Linked DNA regions of Mus musculus: region 1 is linked to region 2. Evidence: chromatin loops called from intact Hi-C (ENCODE). Cell type or tissue: gastrocnemius. All regions are shown on one strand. Links, peaks and the distances in the headings refer to the core of each region. The heading gives the core; the rest is flanking DNA.

Evidence for each region. Hi-C counts contacts between places; a loop is a spot of excess contacts. Peaks named below come from ENCODE experiments on the same cell type or tissue, not always from the same donor. Only the 100,000 strongest peaks of a DNase experiment are listed, where the experiment ranks them.
Region 1: a loop joins it to region 2, with 6 times the contacts of the local background. A loop is called at or near these places in 31 of 42 quality-filtered maps.

What each region holds. Positions count from the first base shown.
Region 1 is chr2:93,863,330-93,875,399 of GRCm38, forward strand. It overlaps Accsl (1-aminocyclopropane-1-carboxylate synthase (non-functional)-like), which reads right to left and starts at 5,828. Exons shown (of 15, transcript NM_001033452.4): 1 at 5,693-5,828; 2 at 2,353-2,900; 3 at 1,063-1,122; 4 at 590-660. The coding sequence starts at 5,714. In gastrocnemius, for the core only: a CTCF peak has its summit at 7,676 (motif pointing right); a DNase peak (open chromatin) is centred at 7,691.
Region 2 is chr2:93,995,302-94,007,371 of GRCm38, forward strand. Alkbh3 (alkB homolog 3, alpha-ketoglutarate-dependent dioxygenase) reads right to left here. Exons shown (of 10, transcript NM_026944.1): 4 at 11,546-11,580; 5 at 9,432-9,479; 6 at 7,752-7,855; 7 at 6,124-6,212; 8 at 882-1,091. Among named protein-coding and RNA genes, the nearest start is that of Alkbh3, 9.4 kb to the right of the region's middle. In gastrocnemius, for the core only: a CTCF peak has its summit at 7,232 (motif pointing left); a DNase peak (open chromatin) is centred at 7,228.

The DNA of each region.
Region 1 (12,070 bases), core at 2,202-10,201, 130 kb before region 2:
ACTAAAGTTACCTCTCCAGGGTCACGGGGCTATTGAGAGAGGAGAGGATTATAGACAGATGCTGTTTCTGCCAAATTAGACTGCCTCCTGGGATGTTCTGTTCTTAGGCAAATCCAACCTTTTGTCATTGAAAGCAACGTTGTCACCTACATAGTGACCGAGTTTTAGAACTCAACAATTCTCAAAGTTTTAAATAAGTTAATGGATTTGTGTTGGGCTGCATTCATTAACTATCATGCCTCTAGCTAGACGTACCTGTTAGGCATTTCCTGGAAGTTATTAGCCAAAGATACAGGAAAGTAGTTCATCTTAAATATGGTTCATTTGGGGGAAGGGAATATAGCTCAGGTGGGGGTAGATGCTTTCCTAAAAGGCATGCACAGAACTCTGGGTTCCATCATCAGCACCACAATAAAAGCGAGCATGATGGTAAGGGTGAGAGGGTCAGAAATTCAAGGTTATCCTCAGCTAAACAGGGAGTATCAGGCCAGCCTGTGCTACACAAGATTCTGTCGATGATTTTATATACAGCCAATGGATGATAAAAGGGGCCTGTAGACAAGAGACCCTAGTTCTGAAAGGCACTTACAAGGGTTGTCCTTTCCAGTCGGAGTACTGCAGCTGGGCCTCATCAAGTAAGTTCATGTCACTCTGAGTCAACTGTTGACAAATAGAATGTGAAGACAGGTAGTCCAGGGAGGCCAAGCAAGCTTTATTTTGTTCCTAGTTCGTGCATAAGTCTCTGTCCTGAGAAGTTAAAAAATCTCCCAGCAGGGGAGCAAGGATGCATGCCATGTGCTCCTTCATGAATGGAGGCTAGCCTTGTCAGACACAAATGAGTTTTAACAGAAGACACATACGAGGCTAGGCCAAAGCTTTGGGCAGGCTGCTCACTGCATACCTGTTAGACGACCTTTGGACAGTCATCCAGGCCTGGCTGGAGCTTACTTATGCTGTTCTAGAAACAATGTCTCGGCTCTCCCCGTGATGTCTAGGTCTTCCTCCTGGACCTCCCACAAGCTGAGGAATAGGCCAGGAAGCTAAGCCTTGAGTACTGCTTACCCTCGCTGTTATCAGGTCAAGGCAAAGCTTGTTCTCGCTGGTACTAAGGTTGATGTAGCCCTGGAAGTGGAAGGAATCTAGGTTAGCCTTCTTGCTCCATCCTAGGACACCTTTGGGCGTGCCAAGAAGCTGCCATTGTAGATTAGTTCAAGGGAAGATGTCACCATGCCACAACATAGTTCAACTGGTGTCTAATGATGTGAAATGACAGAAAACATCAAGAACTTAAAGTTTTACAGCTATCAATCCCCTCCCCAGTCCAACAGACAAATCAGAGTAGTTGGACTGCGCTGCCTGTACTAGCCACTGAATTCCTGAGGGCAGGCCTTAGTTAGACTCACCGTTTCCTGTGAGCTGCCTTATGTCTCGAGAAAAGCATTCCATCTGCTCCATTGAAGGAGGACGAGAAGGGAAGTTGGAAATCTACCAGACAAACACACTGGGTGGCAGGCAGACCCTCTCTAGCTCTACCCAGAACCTGGAGCCTTATCAAACCCTGCTTGTACCCATCTCTGCTATCACACCAGAAGGAACCTCCAAGTTACTAGAGGAGATGCAGCCCTTACATACAATAGAGGTAACAGATACATTTCCTACAAAAGCCACTGGATGGCCATACAAACCTTTGACGAGGAGCAGAAGGGAAAGGCATGACTGCAGCCACAAATGACTCCACCCTTTGAATGGATTGCTGCTGTTAATCTCCTAGGCTAAAAACCCTTTGTTGGTTGCTTACTGCCCTGGGGGGAACATTTGAACCCCTGTCCACCTGTACCCTACTTCTAATCACAGTACTCGTTGTCTCTACTCGGGGCACATGGGTCTTTCTCCCAATCACACCAAGCTCTTCCCACCTTCCGTCCATGTGTTCTCGCCCCTCTGGGAACATCACGGCCACCGTCATATCGGCTGGCTGGCTCAGACTTCCCGGGTCCCTTCCTAGATCACTTGAGGAGAGCATCCCACCTGTGCTCTGGGAAACAGTATAACGCTTGTTTCTCCCACGGTCGCCTCCACCTGCCGCTGTGCTTCATTCTATAAAGGCAGGCTCATTTACCAGCACGAGTGCAGTAACTTCTGAAGTTAAAGGAAAGGTGGTAGGGATGAAGGGACTCAAGACACTCCTCTCCCCCAGGTCTCCATCTTCTGGGACATTATCAGCTATGTCTATAGTTATACCATTATTCTAAGACAATAATGTTAGTGCATCACAAAGAGAGATGAGCATAAGAGAGGCATAGGACTCAGTAAATCCTAGTGATTGGAGCTTTCAAAAACGTCCCATCTTACCGAAGGGTTCTTATCCTTGTGGTATTTGTCAGCCTGATAGGCCTCGTAGCTCTGGAAGCTTAAGTGGTAAGACTCATAGATGCCAGCCCCACGCTTAGATAGGGTGCAGCTGGCAAGGGCAGCCTCAAAGCCACCCAGACTAGGCCTGGATTGGCCAGTCTGCCAAGGTGACAGGGTCTGGTGCCCAACTTTGATGCCACATCTAGAGTCCAAGCAAGGGAGAGGTACTTTGAACTTCAGTTTCTTTACAGTGTTAGACCATAAGAAGTTGACCATCTGAGACAGTAGGTAGCCCATCTTTTTCCGCTTCCTGGAGGTTTGTGTGCATTGCTGATCTCCCGGCGGGACGCACTGCATCTGCTGGCTTATCTGCTGCAAGAACTGATTCCTGATGACATGCTGAAACTTCAACATCTTCTCCTGCACAAATTTGAAGCCCTTCTTTTTGGAGGACTTCTTCTTCAGCTGATCCCTGAGTCTGGGGTGGGTGACTTTGAAGTGACTTGGAGTCTGGGTATCACTATTAGCCTTGGCAGCCTGGCTGGAGCCTAGAGAGAGAGAGAGATTGAGCACAGAAAGCAAAAGACAGCTTTCCCCTGAGGTCCTGACATGGTTGGGAACAGAACTGATTGTCAGCTTCATCGATGGCTTCTCCCACCTCTACCCTTGAGGCTTAGGCTCTAAATAGCTCACAAAGCCCAAGAGCGCATGCAAGTGTCCCCCCACCCAGCTGCTGGTGTATTCTACTGAGATGCTGTTAGAATGTGTCCTTACTGCCTGAGAACAAGCAGTAAGGCCCTCTAGGAGAAAAGAGGGAGTTGGCCTTTTCTAGGGTCTTCCTGTGCTCTAACCAGAGATGGCTCTAAATGAGAAGGGAGGGGCTTGTGTTGTTCAATCCCAGTACCAAGTAAACCATTGTACTGAAACCGGTCAGTATACGGTCACCTGGGGGTCAAACCTGGCCTCTCACCTGTTTCTATAGGTAACAGGTAACCAGGGACTAGGAAGATGGCTCAGTTGGAAAAGTGCTTGCTGCACAAATATGAGGACCTAAGTTCAATCCCCAGCACCCATGTTAAAAAGCTGGGTGTGGCATCAGGTGCCCATCATCCCAGCTCTTGGGAGACAGAGGCAAGATGTGATGGAGGCCAACGGCAGAGTGGAATAGCTGTGATGGAGGCCATGCGGCCCTCAGAGCTTCAACAGTTAAACACTCTTGAATTTAATTATTTAATTATGCTGGGTAGTGGTGGTGCACATATTTCATCCCAGCGCTTCTTGGGGGGCTGAAGCAGGCAGACCTCTGTAAGTTTGAGGCCAGCTTGGTCTACAGAATGAGGTTCAGGGTAGCCAAAGCTACATAGAGAAATCCTGTCTTGAAAAACAGTGTGTGTGTGTGTGTGTGTGTGTGTGTGAGAGAGAGAGAGAGAGAGAGAGAGAGAGACAGAGACAGAGACAGAGACAGAGACAGAGAGAGAGACAGAGAGAGACAGAGACAGAGAGAGAGAATATGGATATTTGGCCTGCATTCTGTTTGTGTACCACATGCATGCAGTGCCCATAGAAATCAGAAGAGTGCTGGATATGCTGGACCTGAGGCTACAGATTGTTGAGCACACATGCAAGTGCTAAAAATCAACACCTGAACTGCTGAGACATTGCTCCAGCACCCCCCCCCCCCAAAGCTTCAACTAGTTACCATCCCGACCTTTATAGAAAAGGGTTGCCAACCTCTGTTTTAGAACATAAACCTTTCTTTTTGCTTGTTTCCCCATCCTCCACCAAGATAGTCACAGCAGATACCCAGTCCCTCCATCCTGCCCTCACACAGGTTCCTAGTGTGCCAGGACAGCTGTTTCGGGGCTTTCATTTCTAGTCTCCCTAGCCCAGGGTGCAGCTGCTCATCTGTGGCCCATCTGAATCACCTAGCAGTGTGATACGGGCCTCAGACAGTGAAGCCAAGTTCCTGGACTTCAGTTAGATCAAGGTTGGGGTAAGAACCAAAAAGTCTTCATTTCTACCAAGCTCCCAGGTCTGTACTCAGTGAACATGCTACCAGTGTTTCTAAAAACCGGTCAGAATACCAGGAGCGACCAAGAAATACCTTCTTAATGCCTCAATGAGCCAGCGAAACAAACCAAGACAGCAAACTCCAGGTGGTGGGGCTGCCTGAGGCTACCACTGCCTCTCATTCTTTAAGACAACCTCCACCCAGAAAACTAGGCTTATGACCCTTCCACCATATGCTGTGATTCTCAGCTTTTTTCCAAGCAACAACAACCCCACCCACACATGTCTAAAACCTTGTTGCTTCTTCTACACATGTATAGTATCAGCACTTCAAAGTACTAAACATGCTCTGCAACATCCAGGAGGTTCGGTGGCCAGCCAGTCTAGCCCAAACAGAGAGCATCTGTAAGAGATTCTATCTCAAGCACAAGGTGGAACGTGATGAAGACACTCAACAGTGACCTCTCCCCTCTCTATACACGCAGTGTCCACACACAAAGAATTGCATTCTCCTGGAAGATGTATTTTTAAGAAGGAAGTGAAAATGGGCTAAGGTCATCAGGGAACTTAGAAGTTGGGGACTCTGACAAGACTTCTTATATAGGAAATGTAAATGATGCTGCAGCACAAAGAAATGTTGCCCCTAAAGCCAAGCCCTAAGCATTAGAACTGGGGTTCATCAGTCCTCTCCTTCAAACCCCTTGGCTCTGCCTTGGTTTCAGGGTCCTTAAGTCTGCCCTCACCTACCTTCCAGATCCTCCAGGTTGGTTAAAATCAGCATCAGGGTCAGACAAGCTGCTGCTGGCACGATGTTCCTCTGCCATGAGTTCGGGCTCAAGGTAGGTCTTGAGCAGAGGAGGTGGGAAGGAGCCAGGCAGGGATCGGCTCAGTGCTAGGGTAGGGTTCCCCTAGGCTTCACCTGGTCCGTCTTTCCAGTTAGTTCCACAAGCCTCGCTTTGTGGATGAGAAATAGAGGCTCAAAGGAATGAACTGAGTCTACCAGACACAGAAGTAGGATGTGTTTATCAGGGAAGGTTCCAGGCACATCGGCCCCTAGTGGCCGTGCCTCGTGTGCCCCAGTGCGGCCATGAACATAACCCAACACAGAGTCAAAACGGAAAACACCGAGGTTGCTGTTGCTTTGCTTCTGTAGCTCCACTACCCAGTTCTCAAGCACCGGCTTTATGGATAATGTTGTATTACAATGTTAGGTCTAAGCCGTTTGACAATAAAACTCCACTTTCTTTTAAGCTCCAGGGCACTGTGTGTGGCCCAAAGTCCCTGCCTCCCTCCATTCTCATGGCTTGCGTAGTCACCCCACCGAGCTCACCTTCATTTCTGTTCTCACTCATCTCTGTGCAGTCCGAAGTCTAAATCCAGGAGTGTCTTTGTCATTCAGGGAGCAGAAGCTTGCTCCTCCGCCCCCTCCCCTCTCTTTTAAGCACAAGGTGGCTTGCAGGGTAATGAGACCCATCTTTTCCCCTCCTGGAGCCAACTACCCAGCAGCTCCCCATTATCTAGATGGCCTTGGCATAATTACAGAGAACTGGCTCGGAGTATCCGGTTGGAGCAAATCTGAAGAGTATTGGCTTCAGCTGAAGTGTTCACAGGCTGGGAGGGCCCCTGCTCTTCGAAGGAGGCTAGAGCCAGGGCCTGTGTGTACAGGCAAGACACGGGATGAATCGGGTGCTCACTGACTATGGAAAGTAACCAGAGGGGGAGGAGCCTGTTCAAAGCACAAAGAAGCCTATGGTACCTCCCCGTTTCTGAGGAGGCCATATTTGAGAGTAGGCTGAAGTGGGGTTTAGTCAGCACAGGAGGGGCCACTGCATTAAGAGGTCTTGGAGGGAGCACCAGGAACCCCAGGCACCATCCCCTAGGGCCCAGGACATAGGGTCCCTTGCCTGTGTGGCTTTGGCAAGCCTTCCTTTCTCCTTGGGAAAGACAGAGGCCAGGAAAACTACATCCCAGGTGGTGTGGAGACTAACTGGAGGATGGATGTGTGCTGACATGACGGGGCAGGAAGGGTTGTATGAAATGTCTCAGCTGTGACTGAGCCTCCCGTGACTGTCTAGGGACAGATGTGGACCCAAAGTAGCCTATCCTTCCAGAATACCCATGCCCTGCTCTCAAACTTTGAGGGAAAGATGATCCAGGTGTGGTGGCACGTGCATTTAATCCCAGCACGTGGGAAGCAGAGACAGGAGGGCCTCCTTGAGTTCAGGTACAGCCTGGTTTATGTAGTGAGACCCTGGGCTACAGTTGGGTGCTGGTCTAGGGACCCCAGGACTCTGGACTGCTAACGTCCACCCCTCCTTTTGCCCCACGGCCACTTTCCCTCCTCATTCGCCCTTCTGTTTTTTTTTTTTTTAATGGCATTATTTTCTTCTAAATGGTAAACACACCTGACTCATTTCTCTGTGTTGTTTCTTTCCAGCTCCCCTATCTAGAATCTAAACCCCATGAGGAGAGATGCTTCAACTGTCTTATTTATTGCTGTCTGTCTGAGGAAGACCAGGAGCTCAATAATTGCTGGGATTTGGACTGAAAGTTTCCTCCTAAGGCCTTAAAGCAGTGCTGTTGGCTCTCTCTCTGTCTCTCTCTCTCTCCTCTCCTCTCCACCAGCGGCTCCCCAGTATGATATGCTACCTGGTCTAATATTAACAGAGCTAAGCAACTGTGAACTGAAGCCTTCAAAACTATGCATGGAAATAAATCTTCTGTCTTTCCAAAGTTGTTTGCCTCGAGATTCATAACATTAATGGATGTTAATACCTTGTCAGTGGATGAGTGGGTGGGTGGGTGGGTGAGTGGATGCCCGAAGGCACTTATCTGAGGTCTGGGCTTTAGGCTTCTCTGCTCTCTGGTTCCAAGGCACATAGAGAGGGATCTTGGTTATGTTTGATTAACATTTATTTATAGTATAGTATAGTATATTGATTTTTAAATTTTGTGTTTATTTTATTCATTTTATGTATGAGTGCTCTGCTGCATGTACACCTGCATGCCAGAAGAGGGCGTCAGATCCCTTTATAGGTCATGAACCACCATGTGGGTGCTGGGAAATGAACTCAGGACCTCTGGGAGAGCAGCCAGTGCTCTTAACCACTGAGCCAGCTCTCTAGCCCATATTATATTGACTAATGAGTGAAGATGATAACTTTAAAATTAAGCAATTGTATGCCCTTGGTGAATGTTGGCAGCAGAAGGAAGAGTTTACTAGAGAAAAAGCCCTTGTTTATAACCTATCACATTGGGCTGGCTTGGAGCCTCCTCTTTGGGGCATCACTTCCAGCCATTCAGACATAACCCAGATTTGCCAACAGGGGGCGCTAAGTCCTTATTTTTTTGCTATTCATGGAACTTGTGGTAGTCAGTGTAGGTCCACAAAGGCTGCAGTCCGAATAAAGAAAAGGCCAGGTGCAGTCATGGCTATCACCCTTCAGCCCCTGAGGTATAGTAGGTGACCGCAGAAGGGCTGGAATTTAGAGGTGCCTGAGGTCCATTGCCAGGCCCTCGTAGGTCTCCACAACTGTTGACTTCCTGTATCCCCTGATGGTTCAGAGTCTGCATTTTGAGGACTGGACAGAGTGAGTAATCTCAGCCAGAGTCTCCTACATAAACACATCCCAGACTCACCAGCCACCTCTTCCTGTCCTTCCTCACACCTTTTCTCAAAGTTCTGCTTCAAAACCAGACAAGAGTCCATGAGCAGCATCTGACTTGGCCAGCTTTAGAAGGCCCTGGGTTTGAAGGTGGGGACAGCAGAAGTAGGCAACAGTAGCTGATGAGGGGAGACTCCTCCTCCCAACTGCTCCTGCTCCCAGCATCCTCCAGAGAGCAACCTGCTAAGCCTGGAGATAGAGGCATGGGGGACAAAGCCTGCCAAGAACCCCTGACACACCTCAAAGAAAGGTAAAGGTTGGTCGTGATGATCAAAGGCTCAGAGAGAAACAGGGGTCCTCCCTGAAAGCACCAGGCTTACCCCAGCTGCAGGTGCTACCTGGAGTCTGTACCACTGCTATGTTTTGTGTCACAGGGCTAGAGTCTCACATAAGACACTTCCTGACAATTTGATAAACAAAGGGTCTAATTTACAGGAGAACACACTGAACCCAGCAGGGTTCTTCAACCTCATCCAAGTTCAAGCTACTTGCATTAGTTGAGTGAAATCTAGTCTGAAGCCAGGCCCAACATGGCGTCTTCCCGGGCCACAGAGACCGGCCCTGAAGAATCCTCCTGTAGTGTGCTTGTCTTTGGGCGATTTGACATGACCCAGAGTGAGAGGCTGAAGAGGACACAGGCTAGAAAGGCCTTGGCTCCAGCTTCTTCAAACCACTCACCCTACAGGGCCTGTCCTTCAGAGTGGTCCCTTCCCTCCAGAAAGTCCATGCTGCCTGCAGCCTCCCTGTGCCCTCAGGCCTCAGCTCTTCCCCCATGGTTGGTTCTCAGAGCACTCAGACTCCACCAGGTCAGTCATGTTGCATGTCCCTTCCCTTATCCGATGGGGACCATGCACCCAGTAGGTACCAAGCACACAGTAGTTACCAAGTCACTGTTTCTGTTTACTTGTCTAGTGTTTGCATGGGAAGTCAGACAGCCCCCCACCCCCCCAAAAAAGCTGTTCTTGCTTTCCAGAGAATTCTGAACCCGATTTGCAAACAACAACATCTGGCCCCGTTAGAGAGCAGCAGGAGCAAATTAGCCTTGCTCAGTCATAAGCACATACGCACAGTATGTGTCTCAGTCACAAGCAGCCCGTGGGCCACATGCACTCTGGAATGGACTGAAGGCGTGAGAGGATGCTATTACCTAGGGAGCTAGACAAAAGCCTGCGGGAACCTAGGGAGTATGCAGCTCTGTGGAGTAGTCTTACAGGCAGAACAGCAGCAAATGAAAAGGCCCTGGGGGTAGCAATGGCTCCAGGGCTGCTATTTATGAAAAATGGATTTCCGAATTAGCAAACAAAGCTAGGACTTTGGTTTCTATTCTAAATGTGGGGAGGGAAAAAAAAAAAAAAAAACAAAGCCCAGATTTTTCTGGACCTGTCTGTCATGGGTTGCTCGCTGCAGTTGAGCCAGGGGCAGGCAGCCAATGGCCATGCGAGTTATACCTGTGCTTGGAGCCACTTAGAGATTGTCTTTGCTGTGAGGTTATCACCCTGGTTTCTGTGAGCCCAGTGTAGCAGTCTCAGCCAGGGCCCTGCTAACCAATGCCACGCCTCATCCACGTTTAATGCCCCAAGCCCTGGTAGGACCTCTGCTAGAGAAATAGGGGATGGGTCTCAGTGGCCTCTCACCCCACCCTAACCTTTATCTTCATGGTGTTAGAGAAGCCATGCTTCCCACAGACATCCCAGAAGGCTGAGAATCATATTCTAAGGCACACTCAGTGGGTCCACAGGGGAGCCTCTGAGTGCTCCCTGCCCCTCCTCCCTCCTCTGAGTGCTCCCTGCCCCTCCTCTCTCCTTTGAGTGCTCCCTGCCCCTCCTCCCTCCTCTGAGTGCTCCCTGCCCCTCCTCCCTCCTTTGAGTGCTCCCTGCCCCTCCTCCCTCCTTTGAGTGCTCCATGCCCCTCCTCCCTTCTCTGCTCTCTCCCCTGCCCCTCTCTGTGTTTTCTCTGGGGTTCTTCCTCCATCTCATTAGGCTGCAGAGAGTGGTTCTGATAGCAGGCCCCTCTCTCTCCCTCAGGTCTTAGTCTGACCTGGTATCCGATTCCTCTTCAAATATGAATAAGACTCTTCTGGCCAGAGCTGTTCTGCAGGAGAGCTGTGCTAGGTCTTCCCTGGGCTCTTTCCATTTGTTTCCTCCAAGGTCTTCCTACCCTGGCTAGGCTGGCTAGCAAATTCCCCACTCCCATCCCCCAGGGCTTGGGCACAGAGCTGTTTTATTTCTCATAGACACAGTCTATCTACTGGGTACCCAAGCCTCCTCCCCAGGGAGGTCCCAAGGGCTAGAGTGTGGGCACAGGAGCCGGCGGCAGACTGTGGGACACTGTGCAGTGCGAGGCTCTGTTTCCCTGGGACCAGAGGTCAGGAGGGTGTCTGGCTTAGGCAGAAATTGAAACTGGGTAATTGTCCAGGCCCTGGAGGGCTCCTAGTCAGAGCTCCTGGAGATATCTGTCTGTGCAGTGTGGTATGGATATATATACATTTGGTCAATACTCAGCTCAGACTCCGGGTAGATAGCTAGGCATCTCGGCATAGCATCTTCTCAGTTACAAAGGCAGGTCGGGAGGAGTGGCTGAGAGAACATAAATGGCGGGTGTGAGTTGACCTTTGCCCTGCCACAGTGTACCCTGCCCATCCCCCTCCCCCTCCCCCCAGCCCATCCTCCCTCACCCCCTCACCCCCACCCGATAGCTTAAGCGTCTGTTCTTTTGCCATTTCTCTCTGAGTGCTACTTAACCGCGGGTTTGCCGGTCTCCTGAGGCTGAAGCTGTTACAAGAAACCTTCCAGAGGGAGCTCTGCTGACTGCTCTTACTGTCACACCCCACCCCCACCTCCATCTTTGCAGAGAAGCCACCACTTCCCCTCTCCCCCAAGGGGCCTCGTTCTGTAAAGGACTTGTGACTTTCCATGGGGCCTTTTCTGGCCCCCATGCCTGTCAGTGGCTTCCCAGTGCTTTCCTGGCAGAAAGTCTGCTCTGTCCCCAGAGACCCCTCCTCTGGCCAATGGCTTCTGATGAGCAGGATCTGCCTCAGATCCAGACTCTGTGTCCAAGACTTAGCCCTTCTTTCCGGGCCCCAGGAGTGTCCCCTGCTCCTTTCTCCAGCTTTACAGAACCAGAGGGAGAGCATTCCTTCAACCCAGAGCCCTGGTCATGAAGCACTTTCTGGTGAGCCTTGCCAGACACCTTGGAGAATATACCTATGAAACAGTTTCACCCCCTCAGCCTCTAACACCAAAGCCCCATGCATATATGCTACATCTGTGCCCTTGCACACTGGCTCTGGACTTGGCCAAGGGTGCAGTCATGGACACATTAGAAAACACCACACAAGCAGAAGCCGCACAGTGAGGGAATGCCCTCTTCAGTGTTGGCCCTTGCTGGATGGAAGAAGGCTCAGCCTTGGAGAAGTGACAGCACACACAGAGGGTGTGACAACCCATATGGCTCTCTACTGAGAGGATAGAGGCATCTGGCAGATACTAGCCCTGAGGGAGCCCCTCTTGGCCACATCACGAGCAATCCTGGCAATACCCAAAGAAGGAGAAGGACCAGCCAGCTGAGCCCCATCAGCCCATAGAACCAAACAATGCCCAGGGCTGCTCTGCCACAAGATGGAAACAAGCGCCTCAACCTAGACACAAGTGTTACTAGTATGTATGTATGCATGTATGTATGTATATATGTATGTATGTATGTATGTATATATGTATGTATGTATTTAGGTTTTTCAAGACAGGGTTTCTTGTGTAGCCCTGACTGTCCTGGAACTCATTCTGTAAACCAGGCTGGACTCAGACTCAGAAATCCGCCTGCCTCTGCCTCCCAAGTGCTAGGATTAAAGGTGTGCGCCACCACCGCCCGGCACAAGTGATATTTTTATCACTCCCATTCTCAGACATTAAGGCTGAGGTTCAAAGAGCTGGAGTCCATTTTCCAAGGTTGCCCAGTGGGCCCATGTGGTAACTATGGGCTTCCTGCTACAGATAGGTTGATTGATTGTCAGCCCGGTTATTGTCTCAAGGTTCACCATTGTTGCC
Region 2 (12,070 bases), core at 2,322-10,321:
CTCTTATGCAAGTACCTGAAGCAGAAGAGACAGGTGGGAGGCCTGAATTAGGTCATAATCAAAACACAGCCTGCTGGCCTTCCACACTTGCTGGGGCTTGGTTTAATGATGCAGGCTGAATAGCCAGGAACTCCGAAATCAGGATGACTTAGTGAGTTTCCTCTCTTGGAATTTCTTCCAGTTTTCCATCTTTGTTCTAAGGTTCACTTTTGATTCAAAACATTAAGGCTAGACTTGGGAGTCAAATCCAACGTAATTTAAACAAGAGCCAGGGTGAAATTCAAGTCAGTTTAGTTGCCACTTCCCAACCTCAGCTTAGGCACACTATTGCCTGATGGTCTGGTTTGAGCTTCCCTCTCCCTCAAGAAATCATAGGCTCACACACCTTTCAGAAGGCGACTAAGAAGGGAAGAAGGATCTGCATGATGCTCCCTCACAGAACAGTGGCATGCCACACAGGTGCACAGGAAATGATAGCCACTTCAGGGATATCTTTCCAAGTTTCTGGAATCTCCCTTCTTGCTCCCACTAGTCCAAGTCACCCTCTGTAACTCTTCAGTCACAGCATGAGTCATGGTTGCAGCCACTTAAATGCTTTCTCTAATAAATGCCTTGCACAAGGTGAGGGCTGTCTGTCCTTTCCGTCAGTGGTAACGGGTCCACAGGACCTGGCATAGGGCAGAAATTCTTGCTGGATAAGCAAATGCATGAGTGGCACTTGGAAGGCCAGGTTTCCTATGAAGGAAGCAACTGGTTGAAAGCGTCTCACCAATATCATATACTCCTACCAGCTAACATGGAGGCAGCGGCTTTTGGGAGAGCCATACTCCTCATGGATTAGGAGGTAAGGAAAGCCTGTGTTTATGGCAGAGAATACTTACAGGTGGGGGCTTCTTCCTCATCTCAAAAGTCCGAGTGGCACCAAAACTGAGGGAAGCAATGACGGGGCAGCTCCCCAGGGATGGTTCATCGTCGCTGTGCCAGTCCACACTGTCCTTCTCATCCCGGTAAAAATTACACAGCAAGGAGTTGAAGGTGTGGCTGGTGTTCTCTTCAATGCGGCTCTTCAGAGTCCACAGCACAGGAAGCCACTGACAGCAAGCACAGGGACAGGCATACAAGACACAATGGGCAGCCATTAAAAAAACAAAACAAACAAACAAAAAAAACCAGAAAGAAATATGAAGTCAGCGGGTTTCTGAGAGGGCAATGCAATAAACAGAAGGCAGAAGAGTAGCTTCGTCTTCTCCCTCTATCTCTATGCTGAAGCAAGTCTGAAGGCTGGAGCTGTCTACCAGCTCCTGTTTCTCTTGCAGTGCATGTCCTCACAAAGAAGCCAATGCCAGGATGTTCACGGTGGTTCTGGAACATTAGTGCTGCCCTAAAAGGGGCAGTGGGGCTGCCGGAGCTCATGGATCCACACACCCAGGCTCAAGTAAAGAACAAAAGAACTCTCAACTGGGTGCCTCCTATTCTGTTCATATTTTATTCTAAACAACAAAATTGATTTCTTGAGAAATATTTAATATTTAGAGGCTAACTTCATAAAAATAGAACTCAAAGCCTGACTTAGTGGTGTGTGCCAGAAATCCTAGCACTTGGGAGGCCGAAGCAAGTTTGTGGCTCTCCTGGTCTATGGTATGTCAATGAACAAGTGTTCTTTTCTTTTCTGTAGAACAGGACCACTCTTAGAGCTAAAAAACTATGAATGTAATCATACTGCACAGCACTGCTTGCTGTCCACACCCAGTTTAGTGACGTAGTTTACACTCTGCAGCCACGTGCACAGGAACATCAGTAACAGGTTGTGTGTACTGGCTCTCTACAATTCTGTGTCTTACTTAAAGAGCCTCATCTGCTCTTTAGAACAGTGGTTTTCAAACTTTATACTATTAAAATTATTGATGGCCTCAAATAACCTTTGATGAATTTTACTGTTGTTGTTTGAATCAGGGTTTTACTATGTAGTCCTGGTTAGCTTGGAACTTGCTATGTATGCCAGGCTGGCTTTGAACTCAGAGATCTGCCTGTTTCTTCCTCTCTGGTGAGTACCACCATGCCTGGTTTGAACCTCTGTTCTTAGAGATTACAGCTTTTGATATTTACTATATTAAAGTTAGAGTGAGAGTGGTAGCACATGCTATAACGGCAGGGAGGCTGAGGCAGGAAAGAAGTTCAAGAGCAGTCTGGGCTATGTACTAAGGTCCTGTGTCAAGATAAATAAACACACCTTTGGTAATTTGTTTAAAATGCTACAACCACTCTGTGTACTTGGTATGTTCAATACAAAATTGGGATGAGAACGGCCCCGTTTTACAACTCCACACTGTCTCCACAGCACGCTCTTCCGCGTCTGCATTTGTCCTGCTAAAATCTGTGCCCAGCCCTGTCGGACAGATAGCAGGACCTGTGAGTGCATCCAAAGCTCAGCCTGGGCTGATTCTTGAGATAGTCTCAATTCAGAATTTGACCATAGCTCAAACTTTTTCTTATCTGTTACATTTAAACCATCAGAAATCAGAGATCAGGGGACTCATTTTCAGGGGTCAGTTCTCTTCCACCACCTGGGTTCTTGGGATTAAATTCAGGCCATTAAGCTTGGGGACTGACAAGTGCTTTTACCCACTGAACCATCTCACGGGTGCTAAACTCTGCATTTGCACACTCTATCTAAGTGAAGTGCTCAGTGTGAGGAGCACGGAGATCTCTGGCAGATTGACTGATGATGCTGAGGTGCCATTTACCACGTATAGCTCTGCAGCATCGGAACAGATGCCACACAGCTACCAACACACACTCTTGGCCCAGCAGTGAAAACACACACAGTCCCTACAAAGGCTTCCTGGACCCGCGGGCTGTCCTTTAAGAAGTACGGCTGTGTTCCACCTGGAAGAGACAGGATGGGTGCTCAGAAAGGACAGTGCAGTACTGAGCCCAGCCCCGTTTCTGCCACAGAAGCACTAGAGCAGCAAAGCTTTTCTACAGTGTGAAGCCAGAACAAAAGCTGGGTCTCTTTGTGGTTATCAGCATCACATTTACTATGCAGAGGATTAAAAAAAAAAACAGAGCAGGTCAATAAAACCAAACCAAACAAAAATGTTATTAAGCTGGCCCTTGTTCAAGAGAACAAAGTCAAAATGAAATCGCAGCCACCGCGTGGGTGAGCTGCGCTTCCTGCCCACCTCCAGCTGTAATTTACCTTCAGAGATAGACAAGAGATGCTAGAATTACACACCTAACAAGAAAACAAGAGTGTAAAGAAGATGGCTTTTCCAGAATAGGACTGAGAATCTCATTAGCACTTGCTGGACTTGCTTGGGACTCAGCACTGTGACAACATCAAGTTTGCATTATGTTTCTAAGTGGGTATATGTTTTTTCTTGGCTATTTTTGGGAGCAAAGTATAGAGAAAGGGAGCTATGGAGTGGGTAATGGAGGATTAATTTAGACTCTTTAACCAATTCTCTAAATAGAGATCCTTTAGAAGCGAATGTCTAAATTAGAATTCAGCGTCATCTTGCTGTTCAGTGAAGGCATTCTATCCTTAAAAGACATCTGAGGGAATATGTGAGAACACACAAGTCACAGAACAGGCTTCAGTGTCAAGAGTGGCCTCAGTGCCACAGAGGTGGGTCTGGGTCTACAGAAAGTGGTCATGTTGGTGGGACCTGCAGACAACTAAGTTTTAATGTATTTTATACATGGGATCCATTATCACTCAGTTTGTACAAAGACAAACCAGCTTCAAAACTTACAACTAAAGCTGGGCATTGTGGCCATGCCTGTAACATCACTGTGGACAGCCGGGGAAATAGGATTTTGAGTTTGAAGCCATCTTCAGCTATAGAGATTTGGTGCCAGTCTATTTAACAAGGCCATCTTAAAATAAAACACATACACACTCTGTACACACACAAACACACACACACACACACACACACACACACACACACACACACACAGAGAGAGAGAGAGAGAGAGAGAGAGAGAGAGAAAGAAAATACTCCATAATAGCAATTGTAATTTGAGGCTCTTTTGAGTGTGTGTGAATGTGTTTGCACATGTACATGCTCAGAGACCAGAAGACAATTTCTCAATTTCTCGTGTCATCCCAGAGCTGCAGTCTAGTTCCTTGTTATTATTATTATTTTTTTTTGACACAGGATTGTCCACTTGCCTGGACTTCACCAAGTAGGCTAGTCTAACTGGCCAGCAAAATTCTCAGCACTGGGATTCCAAACATGTACCCTTATGCTGTTTTACCTGGGTTTGTGGAGTTGAGGTCTCAAACTCATGAGGGTTTTCTGTTTGTGTAGCAAGCACTTATTGGCTGAGCAATCTCTCTATCCTACTTTGACAATTTTAATTTCCAGCAAGAGGCTTGTACTCAAAGACTATGAAATATTATACAGGTATTAAATTTACTGATACTAAGATTTTTAAAGGATATACAGTTAAGAAAATCATACATAGGCAATTTTTAAGTTTTATTCATTTTAGGGGGTTTTGTTTTGGTTGGCTGGTTTATGTTTTATGGTGCTAGGAACAAAACCCAGGGCCTTGTGCACACAAGGTAAGCACTGTTCAACTAAGCCATATCACCAAGCCAATTCTGTTTTTCCAGGGAAGGGTCTAACTATTTCAAACCTAGAGTCCTCTTATCTCTTTCTAAGTGCTGTGACTATAATTGAAAAGGCTTGTCATTGAAAAATTTTCTTTTGAAAACTGTTTAAAACAAATATGCCTCGAAAGTGAAAGACAATACTGAGCAAGGCCATGGTTTCTGTGTACTATAAAAATGGCTTTTTAAGCCCAAGAACTGTCACCAACAGACACATGGCAATGTCTGACTGAGAAAGCTGACTGAAAGATAAGCTGGGACAAAATGAAAAAGGACCTCCTCACAGCCTGCTTAGCCTCCAGCTTCACTGCTGTGGCCACAGACAAGCAGGTACATGGCTGTGACAGAGCAGGGCAGCTTCTGTTCCCTCAGAGTCTCCAAATCTACTTCAGAGAAAAGGGCATTTCCACTTCTGGGGCTTCACCCAACCCTAGGAGTAGAGCCCTTCAAAGCAGCGGGCTCTTCCTGTGACAGTCTGCCCTGTCCTCCTGGGTCCATGTTGTCCCTGGGTACCTCGGCACACAGGGGTTTTGTACTTACATGTTGCTAGGACTCTCAAACATGCCACATTTTTGTGTCCAAATGAATAAGCAAAACTCCATTTCTTCAACGTCTCTTTCAGTAAAGCACAACATTTTCATCAAGGCGAGAGTCCAGGAACTAAACAGGGAGCCAGTTCTTGGACCTTAAGTCTAGCCTTTGGACAAGCTTATTTTATATACTGAAATATCTTTGTCTACACGAATTTTTTTTTTTTTTTTTTTTTTTTTTGGTTTTTAGAGACAGGGTTTCTCTGTGTAGCCCTGGCTGTCCTGGAACTCACTTTGTAGACCAGGCTGGCCTCGAACTCAGAAATCTGCCTGCCTCTGCCTCCCAAGTGCTGGGATTAAATGTGTGCACCACCACATCCGGCTACGGATATTTTTTTTTATTTTATGAGATAGGATTTTACTCTGCTGTTCAGTCTGGCCTTGAACTTTATGATCCCCGCTGCCTTAGCTTCCTGAGTTGCAGGGTTACAGGCATGTATTACTATGCTCAGCTGTCATGGAAATCTTCAAAAACAAAGGCATCAGTAGAAACAAGCCCAAGGGGCAAGAAGTTGCAAGTCTGGAAACTGTACCCACAGAACGAATATAAAGCCAAAAAACCCAGATTCCATACAAGTAACAGCAGAGCTGAGAAGTGGAAAGGCTCTCTGCCCTCACTGCCAGCCGTAGGGATGTGCTATACATGAAACACAGCAGTGTTCACAGAGGAGGGGTCAGGAAGAAACAGCTCATTCCCCTGGGACCTGAGGCTCCAGGCCCAGTTCACTGTTTCAGTTTGCTCCCATCCTCCAAGCCCATCTATAGATCATGGGCACAGAGAGGACCAGAAGCAGGGTTTTGAGCCCAGAGGATTTTCTGAAACTCGGACTATCATGTGCCTCTATGAGGAATTACTTGCAGTATTGGACACTGAGACTAGAAAGCCACAGCAGTGACATCATTGTAACATACGTGAGGATTTGGTTCCATAGTGATTCTCGAGTAAGTGTAAGGAAGCTCTCCATACCATGCTGTAAGTCTTGGTTGCGGATAAGTTACATCTGAGAAAGAAAATACAGGGCTCTTGAGACAGTTGCTGCTGGGTGAGGCGCGCCTGCTACCAGCCATTGTGTGCCTGCCCTGTGCGAGGAGCATGGGGAACAAAAGGAGAGGAGGGATGACCCCAGTCCCTTCCTCAGACAGGAAATGGGAGGTGGCTAGGAGAACCTGGAAGGGCTACAGAGGAAATAAGGCATGCTGGCAGGGACAGCAGGGTAAAGGCTCTGGGGAGGGAAGGAGTTCCATCTGTTTGTTTCACTCATGGCAAAACCCAAAAAGTCTCAAAAAGCAGATTATGGGGAGTGGACCTCATGAAAAAAGACTATGGTACCAACAAGTCATCTGAAAGCAAGAGAATCCAGTAGTCCTGTGTCCTAGCATCACTGCGCATGCTCTTTTGATCTAAAAAGTGTGAGCTACTGTACCACATGCCTGCTTTGGTCACAGCGCATGCTATCTAAACTGTTTTAGAGAGGTTAGGGAGTTACCATCTCTCCCCAACAGATGTTAGTCACAACAACAGATCAAGCCCAGGTTGGGTACATGTGGCTCAGCGCTAGTGCTTGCTAAGCCACGAGACCCTGGGTTTGACCCTAGAACTGCCAAAAGAGGAGTGGGGGAGCCAATGTTTACTAAAGGCCAAACACAAACACACACACACAGACATACACACATCAGCCAGCGTTGTTAAGCAGATATCATGCATTATTTAATTTACTTAATTAACACAAGCATCTTATAATTTATGTCCTATTAGAGAAAATCTAGAATTACAGAGTCACTGAGGTATAATTTGCTCAAAATTAACAATTGCTTGGAATACTGAAGCAAGCAACCAAAGCCACATTATAGAAACTTCTAGAGTAGGGAGAAGGCTTCCCCAAAAAGGCTGGCTCCTGTTCTGACACCCGGATTTTTAAAAAAGCCAATTAACATACACTTTGTCTCTTCACAAGCTGTTCAAACTCTTTGCATGTCCTATGGAGTCTAGGTCACAGCAAAGGTGCCTCCTAGTGGTCATTTGTGGTATCGCAGGCATTGCTGGTATTGGGAGAGCAGCAGTGAGGGGCAGATCTCAGGAAGCTAATCAATTCTGGTGTACCTTTACAAGCTCAGGGGAGCAGACACTGAAACTGGAGGAGACTGGCTGACTCCAGTGGAAGGAAAGAAAGTACACAAAGTCAGTAAAAAGGTCTTCAGAAAAATGTGTGCCAAATGGATTAGCAAAAAAGAAAGCTCTAGAAACTTATGTGAAGAAGGAACTTGGCAGCATCTGAACTACTAGAGAAGGCAGTTAAAGCGAAAGGGAGAGGCCTGTTAGTCGCAAGCCAGCTAGTAGGGCTTCCTTGGCTCTGTGAGGTCTTGCCTCTCTCTTGTCTACTCTCCCTGACCTCTGAGCCTCTGTAGGCTATGGCTTCTGCCTGGCATACCACTTCCTGTCTGTGCCTTGGGGAGTCCAGCTGTGTTAAGCAGTATAGGGAATTCAAAAACATTTGAATGGGGACTAGGCAGCAACAACTGTACCCCAGAGGCCTACTTACCCTCTCTGATGCCCATCCTCTGTTTCCAGGGGACATCCTTACAAAGCTGCTCCAAGATCCAGTCAGCTTCCTTCAAGTCCACAAAGCCAGGATATAAGCACACCCTTAATGCAGAAAGAACCATCCATAGCTAAAGCACACAGAGAAGGTGGACTAGAGTAGTTTCTGTTGGATCACTTGATTAGACCCTCACTCTAAAGGAGAGAGAGAGTCATCTCACCACCTCCCTCCCATGCGAGCTTCACATAAAATAAACTCTTTTCATGGTACCTCTAAAGACATAAGAGAATACAAGAGATGTATGAAGCTTTTATAGAGTTCTGCTTCAAACAGCATCCAAGATTCTGCCAAGGAGACAAGTGGCAGAAATGATTAGCATGGTGTGGCTTCAAAACCAAGGGCAGGCACTTAATGCCTCTGTTTTTAAAACTACACCAATTTGAAGACAGACACCATCATGGCTTTCAAAATAAATACACCCAAATGATGTCTCATCTTACTAAATATAAACATAAATATATCCTATCCTGACACAGTTTCAGCTGAAAAAAGCCAGTTAGTATCCCTTTCCTAAGGAAAGTTCTGGAAGCCCACACTCTCTTGAGCAGTCTTGACAGCATCAGGTCCTCAGAAGGTTCATGTGACTGAAAAGATCCAGAGGTCATCTAAAGCTACTTAGTTAAAACAAGATGTGCTCAACCAAAGTTTGCTTTAAAGGGGAGTGTCTGGATTGGTTGGTTGGTTTCGGTTTTGCTTTTTTATCTTTGTCAACTTGACATAAACCACGGTCATTCAGAAAGGAGGAATATCAACTGAAGGATTGCCTTCATCAGACCAGCAAGTCTTGACTGATGATTGAGATGAGAGAGCCCAGTCTACAGGGGGTAATATCATCCCTGGTGAGATGGTCCTGGGGTGTTTAACAACACAGACATAGTAAGCCAAGAAGAGCAAGCTAGTAAGCAGCATTCCCCCATGGCCTCTGCTTCTGTTCCTGCCTGACTTCCCTCAGTGATCGAGTGTGACCTGAGAGCTGTAAGACAAACCCTTTCCTCCCCACGTTGCTTTTGGCCATGGTTTTTATCACAGGAATAAAAAAAGAAACTAAGACAGAGAGGTTTTATAGGTGATTAAAACAATAGTCACATTTTTTCAGGGTACTTCGTATCCAGCAGAAGCTACTATAAGCAATTTTCATTTGTCATTTCTAATGGATTTTTAAAAAAATAACTCATTGGTTTACAGTGATAATATATTTGTGTATTAAGGTATTTTCAAAATATTTTTAAATAGTGATTACACTTAATATATGATTTAACTATACGGAAATTCTCTTATAATTGCCAATCCTTGATGTGGCAATATAATATTACATATTGAATATACACATAGTTCATGAAGTGTAGCACCAATGATGAAGCACTCCAAAAAGACTAGAGCCAGCTCTGGCACTGAGTTACTGTGAGTGGTGGGGTGCAGAGAAAGGACCTTGGGCCTCGCTTCCTCATGACACTGCAGTCACAACAGTCCGTGTAACTGGTGGAAGCTGTGAAAATATTTTGATGCTAGCAATACTTTGTAAAAAGGAGTTTTACCCAAGTCTTGTTCCTTAATAAGACAAGTTTAAAGAGATGGTAACTCAAATGATAGCCAGTCAGGTTCCAATGAGGATTCACTTACCTAGACACACCAGTAGGTGACAGGCTGATTTCATACACACCCTCCCTGCTAAAGAGGCAGAGGAAAAGCATATATTAGTGGGAGGCTAAAACAATCTATCCTTTCTGCCTTCCCCAGGATTCATTTCCTACAGAAAACACTGTGAGGGAGGCATAAGCTCCACCTCTGTAACAGCTAGACAAGGGAAATGGTAGTGCATCCTCAATGGCGCTGGGAACAGAACCCTGACAGGTTCAGGCCATGAAACAGAAGTGGGAGAAATCAACTTCTGATTCTACCCAGGTAGGTTTCACCCACAATTTAGGCTGATACATTATCAAAATCTATCACCAAAGGAGGGTCTGGAGTACTCTCCAGGGGGCAGGCATATCTCAAAACCTTGAGCTTGTTACTTTCAAAGATACACGTCTAGTGAGATCTTCCTGAGTAAAAAGCCTTCAGTGTCCCTATAATTGTACTCATGGTCCCTGAGACCTAGACCCTCCTCTGCCAACTCCCAGTGTCACCATCCTCAGTATCAACTGCTTACACCCCCTTCACACAGAACTACAGGTGTTTCTAGCCCGTGTTTCCGTATGCTGGAATATTTCCCTACCAATCAGCTCACCTCCTAGTATGGCCAAGTGGAAACCTCTGACTCCCCTACAAAAATCTCACTTAGCTCTCCCTTTAAACTTTCTTTGACCATTAATCTGTACCAGTAACATCACCATCACATCCTGGGCCAGTATTAGATCTTCCATACAGAAGTACAAGTTCTTCACATGACTATCTTATTCCCTAGACTATGGGTTCCTTATGGGGCAAAGAATGGCTTATTCTCACAGCCTGCACACAGTGGATGGGTGATAAAAGATCACTGAATTTTTAATCAAATGTGGAAAGGTACAAAACTACAGATATGCAAGTGAAAGCTTCAGTGCAGAAAAGCAACAGAGAAGTCAGGTCACTTACTGTTTTAACAGGTTTTCATTTCATCTCTCTCTCCAGGGTTCTAGTCAGTGGTTCACGACCTTTGAGCTAGGCTCGTAGGAGCTGAATTAGCATGGCTAGCACATATTTCATAGCGACACATTTCTACAGAAGCCATCTCTCTATACAGGCCCTGAGGTATGAATACTCTGTTTTAATGAGATATACTGACATACATGTACAAACTGTCTCACTTTAAACATGGGGCAGGTTTCTGGGAACTGGCAAACAAAACTTTAGATTCAGCAAGGCTGAACCAACAGGGGTGGATGCTGTGACTTTCCTCAGGTTGCCAACTTCGCTCTATCAGTGATCGAGGTAATACTGCACAGCTACTATGCACACAGACCTAGATGGGCTTAAATGATTAGAATACAAACCCTTAACATATAGACAAGGAAATCAAACCCTAGGGAAATGGAAAGAACTCAGGACTAGTTCAATAGCTCACTTGTCACAAAGAGGAGACTAGATATTTCTTGAGACTATGGTAACATCTGTGTTAGCTTCAAATTCTTGTACAAGCCAATCTACCAATATCTAAATAGCATAACAGACTACTTATGAGCAGAACGTCTGCTTGATGCTAACTGCTAGCATAAAAGGATAGTTCATACTGATGATTTATTTACATCAGGTGGAAAGTGAGAGGCAGGAGAAAAGAAGCCAAAGATTCTCTCCCCAGCTTTGGAGAACATTCAGACACAGATCAATACAAGAGAAGGACATTTAGCATTGCTTAAATTGCTCAGGAACAACCTTGCGGTTTTAATAAATAGGCTGGAGGGTGACCTAGGTTAATGCAGCTCTTACAAGGCCTGCTACGGAAATGCTGCTGACAGGCTTCTCACCAAGCCAAACTCCAGTGACTTAGGAAAAAGCCTTTTTGGTTTTCAGTTTACTCTTACAGACAGGGCCAGGAAATCGACCCTAGAGGCAAACTTTAATGTGCAGAGATCTTGCTGTTTTCTATACTACTAGCAAACCCAGAAAGTCTCCTCAAAAAACCAAGTTCAAAGATTAAGGTAGGACTGTTCACACCCACTAAAAATTTAGAATCATTGGGCCATTCTCTTTAAAATGGAAGACGGTGGAGGGAATGGCCCCAGGCACCAACTTCGCTGTGGACAGAGCTTACTTACTCAATCACTCTGGGTTCTGGGGCTGCACGGACAACCTGCAAGGAAACAGGTAGATCTGAAGTCCAGAATGGTTCCAAGGGTCAAGAAGAGCCTGGCCTCTTATTTCGAGCCAAGTCAAGCTCCATAGGTTTAAGCTATCCTGTTGTCAGCCCTGCCTGACAACAGAGCTTTGTGTCTGCAATTCCCAGAACTATGTCACACTGGCCAGTTGACAGAAAAGGCCATACAATAGCACTAATCAACTTTCCTCTTGGCCAGAAACGATGCAAACCCCTTTTATTAATAAAGGAGATGTTTTAAAAAGTGGAAGATATATTCTAAGAGGAGTTCTGATATGTATATGATCGTTACAATACCAAGATGCCTAATTTTAAAACTATTTTTCCTGTATTATTTTTTTACGTGAAAGCTGAAAAAATAGTTCAGTTGATACAAAAGCATGAGGGGCTAAATCCACACCCACATAAATGCTGAGTGGGCACAGAGACTTATCTGCAATGGCAGAGCTCAGGAGGTAAAGACAGG